2 separate regions of the Homo sapiens genome follow, and region 1 is linked to region 2. A link is a loop called in an ENCODE intact Hi-C map of the cell type or tissue named here. Cell type or tissue: gastrocnemius medialis. All regions are shown on one strand. Each heading gives the region's core, and the rest is flanking DNA. Links, peaks and the distances in the headings are about the cores only.

Region 1 (4,387 bases), core at 101-4,100, 51 kb after region 2:
GCTTCTGGCTGGATCCTGATAACGAAGGTACAGGTGAAAGACGGGAAACAGAAAGAAGGGTGACACCAGGCGTTTTGAGTCTTGGTGACTCAGTGGGCGTCCCTGGCTGCTGGGTCGTGCACCCCCTGTGGCTCCAGCTGTTCCAGAGTCTGAGAATGAGTAATGTAGGCAGTTGTCACACAATGGTAAGGATTTGCATATCCAAACACGTCGAGCATAGAAAAGGCACAGTGAAAATATGGCATTAGAAACTTACGGGATGATGGCCAGGCGCGGTGGCTCACGCCTGTAATCCCAGCACTTTGGGAGGCTGAGGCAGATGGATCACTTGAGGTCAGGAGTTCAAGACCAGCCTGGCCAACATGGTAAAACCCTGTCTCTACTAAAAATACAAAAATAGCTGGGCGTGGTGGCGGGTGCCTGTAATCCCAGCTACTCGGGAGGCCGAGGCAGGAGAATCGCTTGAGCCTGGGAGTTGGAGGTTGCAGTGAGCCGAGATTGTGCCACTGCACTCCAACCTGGGCCACAGAGTGAGCCTCCATCTCAAAGAAAAAAAAAAAAAAAAAAGATTCTTACAGGACCGCTGTTGTCTATGTGGTCTCGAGGTGACCGCAGTTACATGGTATATGACTGCACTCACAGTGCCTTCTACTCTCCTTGTTGGAATCTGACTCCAGTCCCAGCCCTAGGTCAGGGGCTCCCAAGGTGCCTTCCATTGCTGAGCTATTTGGTGGAACCCAGGGGTAGCTTCTCAGAAGAAAGTGTTTCAGTGAATAATGCAAAATACGTAGGCTTAAGAAGGAGAACACTATACTGGAATATACTTATCAAAACATTTAAACAAATGTGTGAAAGAGCACCGTGTACACCTCTCTGTTAACGCACGAAATGACCAGATCTCTCGGAGGGTCTAACCCTGGCTATTTTGAAGGAATGACGTGTGTAAACAATCTAAGATCTCTGTGAAAATGTGAGGCATATGGAGATGTCTGCACTAGTGTGATAGTAAAAATATCTGTGCTTTCTGCTGGTGACAGAGCCACAGGATGAACTAATACAACTGTGCTTTGTAGTTCACGTTCATTATTGAAGGGCATGTGAGATTTTAGTTGGAAATTAGTGAAAATAAAGATATAATTATTTCTCACTCAGGTTCACGGACTTCTAAATTTTATCCACTGACCTCTTGGAGGGTCTCTAAAATCCAGATTAACAAACTTGCTGGAGATAAATTAAACGTTCCCTTGAATTCTCAGGCTGAGACCCACACTGTTCTTCCCATTTCAGCTGGTGGTTGGTTTTTGAGATGGAATCTCACTCTGTCACCCAGGCTGAAGTGCAGTGGTGTGATCTCGGCTCACTGCAACCTCCGCCTCCTGGGTTCAGGCGATTCTCCTGCCTCAGCCTCCTGAGTAGCTGGGATTACAGGCACCTGCCACCATGCCTGGCTAATTTTTTGTATTTTTAGTACAGACGGGGTTTCCCTATGTTGGCCAGGCTGGTCTTGAACTCCTGACCTTGTGATCCTCCTGCCTCAGCCTCCCAGTCAGCTGGGTTTGAAGTGACCATCGTTCTTTCTCCCGACCGCACAGCTGCCTTCCCCACGGTGTCTGACTCCTTGCAGAGTTAAAGTCGTTGCTCTTTGAGGCTGAATATTCTCAGCAGGCACCTCTGTCTGGGCTCAACAGAAGTCCACATTTTCCCAAAACAGCACTTCGGATGTGAAAGGCTTGGTGTAACTTCCAAAGCCCTCCAGGCTTGTCGTCCCCAGGTTGGTGTGAATCAGTGCAAGCTGGTCCTCTCCAAGCAGAATTCCACTTTTAATATTTTAGGGAAATTATAGAATAATATATTTCCTCGCTGGAGACAGTTTCCTGGCCCCAAAAGAAGCATTAGTCAGCTGTGGCGCAAGCAGCTTTCTTTCCTAATGGAGCCCTGTGCACGCATCTCTGGCCCCACTGGGGTTCTGAATTAGGTCACAGATGCAGACGTTTGCTCGAAGTGGCTGCCGAGCTCAGACCCGGCGAGATGGTGGCAGGCCTCCACCCACAGCCTCCCTTGGTCACCAGAACCACGGAACCGAAAGAAAAGGGAGGCAAACTGCTGATGGAAGAGGGGAAGAAGATCCGCTAAACCAGTTGTCCGACGAGCTTGTCTTTTTTTCCTTTTAATTAAATGAATGGTTCAGATGAAAATTCTCCACATGACTTCTATTTATGGACCCTGCGTTGACAGTATGACTCATGGGGTCCTGGAGCCCTGCTGCGTAGTGACTTGCTGCACACGGTGTATTATTACTTTCCCAGGACCACCGTAACAAAGTAGCACAATCCCGGGGCTTGAACAACGGAAATGTGTCAAATGTGTCAGCTCCCAGCTCAGAGACTGGGAGACCAGGCCGAGGCGCCGGCAGGGCTGGTTCTTTCTGAGGCTGAGGGGGAGTCTGTCCCAGGCCGCCCTCCAGCTTCTGGAGGTTGCTGGCAGTCTCTGGTGGCCCTGGCTTCTGGAAGCATCACCCCACCTCTTCCTGCGTGCTCACCTGGCCTCTCCCCGTGTGCGGTCTGTCTCTGTCTAATCTCCCCCTTTCATAAGGACACAGGCACTCGGGATTAGGGCCCATCCTAGAGACCTCATCCTACCTTGATTACATCTGCAAACACCGTATATCCACATGAGGCTACCCTTACGGGTATTGGGGCTTAGGCTCTGATGTGTGAGTTTTAGGGGACATAATCCCACCCATAACACACATGATCTCTTTGGAAAGTGGAAGCTTCTCAATGCAGAAGCAGCGTCTCCAAGGCCTTCTTGCCTCTCAGACACAGGGTCGAATTCAGAAGTACGAGCTGAGCCAAATTCCCCCAGCCCCATTTCCTGCCTGACACCCCATGCTCAGGTGAGTTGGCCAAGGACTGGAACGGCTGATGCCGATGGAAATCCATGCTTTCTCTGTGACGTGCTCACACCCCACTGCTTTTCTCCCGGTCTTAGAAACCCCCTTCAACCGTGGCCTTGGCGGTGAGCTGTAAACCAGCGGTGTTGGAGCCGATGCCTGTCAGACGGAGCAGTTTATCACCACACTCAGTTGATTAATACCTGTCGGCGGGTGTTCAGACACGCGGCAATGCTGCCCTGGAGTCCCAGAGGTGTCTGTGCACACGGGAAGTGGCAACGAAGGATCCGAGTCTCCCTATCTGCTGGGCAGACCTTGAGGTGGCCCTTGGGTGGAGGGTGGAGGCACGTCAAGCAGGGGGCACAGCCTCTATGCCACGGTGTCTGCCCCTCACCAGCAGGCTAGGGGCAGACTCCCACCCTGGCAGAAGCCTGGCAAGGCAGAAAGGACCTGAGGAACTGGAGAACTGCCTCCAGGCTCAGCTTTCCGCAGGCACGCCCGCAGCGTGACTCCAGGCCTGTCATTCACCGCCGTGGCTCCCCGTGTCCCCATCTGTTCACGAAGGGCCTGAGCCGGAGGAACTCTCTGGCCCTTCCACTCCTTGTATCTGTTCTGTGATCCGGCAGCCTGTCAGGGAGCACAACTGCCTCTCACTCATGGAGGGGCTACGGGACCCACCTTCCGGGTGTCATCCCCACCCATGACTCCAGTGCCTAGTGCTGCTGCTGTGCCCGGCACAGGGTTGGCATCTGTCTTCATCAGGGGTTGTGTGGTTACAAGGAATAGAAACCCACTCGGCCTTGCCTGGGTGGCATGGGGCATGCTGGAGGATACCCAGTTCACCCCACAGACACTCAAGGCAGAAGCCAAACCAGGCCACATGTGTCTTAGACACCTTGGGCTGTCAAAGACACGGCTTCTCCCTGTTTCATGGGGGCACATGGTCTGTGCATATACACCTGTGCATGCCCATGCCCCACGCATGCACACACGTGTGCACACATGCACACAGGCCTTCAGCTTGCCTCAGCACAGACTCTGGTTCGGCTCTGCTTGGCCTTTCATTCCAGCATGAACCGTCATCTGTTGACTCCTGAGCTCTTAGTTCAAGGTACCAAGACAGAGAAGGAGTAACTTGGGCTGATGCTCCGTGGGTTATGCTTTCATCCTTGGTGTGATCAGCTGTGGAAGGAATTTAGAATAGAAAAAATGGCAAGGAGAAAGGCAGGGGCTGGGGCCGGGGAAGGGTGTGGCGGGAAGCCAAAGCAACCAATGGTATTTCAGTTCCGATGCTCAATGAATGTTTATTGATTGATTGATTGATTGATTGATGAATGAGTCTCCAAAGGGGAAGCTTGGGTCACTGCAGTAGACAGCTGCCCAGCATCCAAAGCTCATGCTCTGGGTGAGGAACCCCCGTGCTGAATCTTTGTAAGAGAAACGGGCCAGGTGCAGTGGCTCACGCCTGTAATCCCAGCACTTTGGGAGGCCGAG
Region 2 (4,387 bases), core at 102-4,101:
CAACAGGGTCCGGCTGGTGCCGCGACCAAGTCACAGCGCCTGTCTCTGTCATCAGCTTTTCCTTTTCTCCCATATTTTCAACTTGGTTAGAGGGCAGGAGTCCCGCTCGGTTTGCCAGCAACCTCACATTGATAAGAATAAGTGCACTTCTAGCTCTCCGATCCTGGGATTTTATGACGTATGACGGGTTTTGTGTCCCTGAAAGGACGTAGGACTGTGTCTATCATTGGGTTGGTTCTCATCGAGACAGAGCGGGTGCCTGTTTATTGAGCAGACTGGGTCTCTTCCCATGGAAGTGCACATAGGAGGGTCTCTGAATCCATTCTTCTTTTCATTCCCCATTCTGCCGTGAATATTGTTGCAAACATCCACATTAATATCGATTTTGTCATTCTTTTTTTTTTTTTTGAGACAGAGTCTTGCTCTGTCGCCAGGCTGGAGTTCAGTGGAGCGATCTCAGCTCACTGCAACCTCTGCCTCCTGGGTTCAAGTGATTCTCCTCCTGCCTCAGCCTCCTGAGTAGCTGGGACTAACGGGCACGCACCACCACACCCAGCTAATTTTTGTATTTTTAGTAGAGATGGGGGTTTCACCATGTTGGCCAGGATGGTCTCGATCTCTTGACCTCGTGATCCACCTGTCTCGGCCTCCCAAAGTGCTGGGATTACATATTTTGTAATTCTTAAAAGCTGATGGATGATCCAGGACATCTGTGCTGTCTCCAGGAGAACTATCCTCATTGAAAGTAAAGCAAGCTTCTTTTTTATTGGCCGGGCACGGTGGCTCATGCCTGGAATCCCAGCACTTTGGGAGGCTGGGGTGGGAGGAGTGCTTAAAACTAGGAGATTGAGATCAGCCTGGGCAGCAAAGTGAGACCCGCCCCGCATCTACACAAAAATTAAAAATATTAGCCAGACATGGTGGCATGCAACTGTGGTCCCAGAGGCTCAGGAGGCTGAGATGGAGGATCCCTGGAGCCCAGGAGTTCGAGGCTGCAAGGGAGCTATGATCACATGACTGCATTCCTGTCTGGGCAACAGAGTGAGACCCTGTGTCTTTATTCTAAAAAAAAAAAAAAAAAAAATTGAAATGGAAAGTCAAGCAAAGCTTGCAAAGTACAAGACAAGACCCAAGGCTCTGAGGACCAGCCTAACATCTCGGAGCCCAGCACCGCACGGCAGGCACCTGACAGCCACCCTCCATCAAACAGAGGCTGTTACTGTTTCTATTACTATTACTACTATTATTATTGCTTAATTTTGCCCAGCCTTGGCCAAATCCCTGATTTCCTAGGAAGACTCAATCCCAAACAGATGTGTGCAAAGGCCTAATTATCAGACAGGATGCAAAAACAAAGCACAACAAACCTAGACCTCCCGGGAAGTCTTTGTCCGGCACTCACCGCGTGTGGAAAAGCAAGCTCATACAACCGGGGCGTAAAACACACTCATTTAACTCATCAGAAATGCAAGGTGATTATCTGAGATTTATTTTATCCTTGCCTTCAAAATTCTGATTAGTGAAGGAAATGCAAGTCAGTCCGGTCCCAAGCCAGCTGGAGCAACCCTCAGATCGCCAGTATTCTCGCCCTTTCTGACTTCAAGGGACAAAGGGTTTTAAAGGCCCTCTGTTTTCTGAATCAGACTTAACAGGGCCGACGGAGTCTGGTTTCCTACTTTAGCAATGGTGGAAATAACACTGATAAATCAAGTTTTGGAGGTGTTCGAGCCTCACACCTAGGCAGCGGAGTGTAGGCTGGGGAGCTTGCGGGGACGTGCTGCACTGGCCCAGGTGTCCTGCCGCACCCACAGAGCACTCAACACAGAGCTCAGAGACAGCGGGTATATCACACAAGATGCACTTCCGGAACTGTGCCTCCACCCCTGTGTGTGTGAAGGAATGAGTGTTCCTTTTTTCCTTTTATTTTAACAGTTGACACTGTTAAAATAGTTCACATGAGGGCTGGGTGCGGTGGCTCACGCCTATAATCCCAACACTTTGGGAGGCCAAGGCAGGCGGATAACTTGAGGTCAGGAGTTCGAGACCAGCCTGGCCAACATGGTGAAATCCCGTCTCTACTAAAAATACAAAAATTAGCTGGGCGTGGTGGCAGGTGCCTGTAATCCCAGCTACTCGGGAGGCTGAGGCAGGAGAATCGCTTGAATCTGGGAGGCGGATGCTGCAGTGAGCCGAGATCATGCCCCACTGCACTCCAGCCTGGGCAACAGAGTGAGACTCTGTCTAAATAAATAAATAAATAAACAAATAAATAAATATAGCTCACACGGACGGGCAGAGGGCTGTTCCCCCAGAAGGTTCTGGATGGGTCTGGTCTTCCTCAGAACTCTGAGGCATCACGGGCAAGGCACCAGGAGAGAGCGGGATTTTCACTTTGCCGTCTTTCACTCCAGGGTTCCCCTCTGCAGGCCCCGAGTCAGGGCCTGGACGAATCTGAGTTGCCGCAGCTCCCTAGGGGCAGCTGGAGCAGCTGTTCTGCCCCCAGACCTGCAGGGACCCCCATCTTCACGCGGAGACAGGCGGGTGCTGCAGCCTCCAGGACCCGCTAGCTTCCTAGCTGAGTGCTTGGGAAGCACCTGGAGCAGCAGAAACAGCCACTGGGGCTGAGGAGTCAGGAGAGAGGCAGCGGCGGATGAGCTCTGTCTGCCCAAGCAGATTCCACGGCCAAAGCAGGGGGTCCGGGTATGGCGGGAGCTGGGCCCTGGCGGCTGCAGGCTGTGCACGTGGTCAGGACTCAAGGAGGTCCGGGAGTCGGGCCAGGACACGGGGGAGCGCCTGGGAGCTGCTCCCTTCCTTCCCTGCTTCCCTCAAATCGATGTCCTCTGGTTCCTACGGCCTTGGGGGCTTTGAGGGAAGCGACTCTGCACACGGATGGCAGGAGCTCTGTGCCCTCAAGCCTGCCACCCCGGAGAGCTTCCCAGGGCCTGGAGCCCAAAGTGCCATTGAAGTCGCAGTGGGAACACCTTGCCAAGCTGAGGCGCTCCGTGCCTAATGGGATAATAAAGCACTTTGTCACCCGTGAGTGAGAGGTCTGATAAAAGCAAAATATTATCACAGCATCTGTGATTAGGAGGCAGCTGCACACTGGAGACACAGCCACATTTATGAGTAAATAGAATTTGTTTCTGTGCTCTGATTATGAGGGTCACAGTGGTTTAACCCTGTTGCGGAGGCCTCAGATACATTATCTGCTCAAATAGAACTGGGAAGGAAAACACCGGCGGTCATTAAAAGCAAATTACTTTGTTGTACAAAGATAGAAGGGAGAAGGCCGTGGAAATCTTGAGGTGTGGGGCCCTGGGGGTGCCACGGAAGGGCAGCATCTCTGGAGGCACCTGCAGGCGGGAGCTGGGACATGGGAGTGACCCGCCAATCCACCGGCAGCCAGAGATTCAAACAGGTCGAGGGCTCCCTGCGGCTTCCTGGAAAGCTCTCGGGATATTTTTAGTCAATTCTGGAAGCTGCCTAGAGTGCAGGAGGTGAGGGTGTCTGTGCCTTCTTTACCTGTGAAAACAAAGGGAAAGATTTCTGCGAGATGAAATTGGCCCGTGTTTCTGGTTTTTATTTATTTGTTTGTTGAGACCGAGTTTCGCTCTTGTTGCCCAGGCTGGAGTGCAATGGCGCAATCTTGGCTCACTGCAACCTCCGCCTCCCAGGTTCAAGCGATTCTCCTGCCTCAGCCTCCCAAGTAGCTGGGACTACAGGCATGCACCACCATGCCTGGCTAATTTTCTGTATTTTCAGTAGAGATGGGGTTTCACCATGTTAGCCAAGCTGGTCTTGAACTCCTGACTTTAGGTGATCCACCCGCCTTGGCCTTCCAAAGTTCTGGGATTACCGGTGTGATCCACCGTGCCTGGCTGTGTTTCTGGCTTTAAATGTATCAAAGGACTTGCTTGTGTTTTGATGCATTGATGCATTGGCTTTATTTTCAAAGTGAAATCTCTGGCCAGGGGGCCTCTTTGGAAGGAGGGCTGGCACAGTGCCATCTCTACACTGGATACTGTGGGGAGTTAAAAAAAGAACCAAAAACTGGCCAGGCACAGTGGCTCACGCCTGCAGTCCCAGCACTTTGGGAGGCCAAGGCGGGCGGATCGCTTGAGCTTAGGCGTTTGAGACCAGCCTGGGCAACATAGCAAAACCCCATCTCTACAAAAAATGCAAAAAAATTAGCCGGGCATGGTGGCATGCATCTGTAGTCCCAGCTAATCGGGAGGCTGAGGCAGGAGGATTGCTTGAGCCTGGGAGGTTGAGGCTGCAGTGAGTCGTCATCGCATCACTGTACTCCAGCCTGGGCGATAGAGTCAGACCATGTCTCAAAAAAAGAAAAAAACAAAACAGGCCAGGCGCGGTGGCTCACGCCTGTAAT

What was found. A loop is a pair of places that touch in the nucleus more often than their neighbours do. Peaks named below come from ENCODE experiments on the same cell type or tissue, not always from the same donor. Only the 100,000 strongest peaks of a DNase experiment are listed, where the experiment ranks them.
Region 1: it touches region 2 in a loop (8-fold over the local background); 2 of 110 quality-filtered maps call a loop at or near these places.

What each region holds. Positions count from the first base shown.
Region 1 is chr7:157,042,058-157,046,444 of GRCh38, forward strand. No RefSeq gene overlaps it. Among named protein-coding and RNA genes, the nearest start is that of MNX1-AS1, 33 kb to the left of the region's middle. RefSeq lists an enhancer at 3,350-3,850. In gastrocnemius medialis, for the core only: no CTCF peak of the experiment used is centred there; a DNase peak (open chromatin) is centred at 1,934; H3K27me3 peaks cover 472 bases.
Region 2 is chr7:156,990,660-156,995,046 of GRCh38, forward strand. No RefSeq gene overlaps it. Among named protein-coding and RNA genes, the nearest start is that of MNX1-AS2, 13 kb to the right of the region's middle. In gastrocnemius medialis, for the core only: no CTCF peak of the experiment used is centred there; no DNase peak of the experiment used is centred there; H3K27me3 peaks cover 1,608 bases.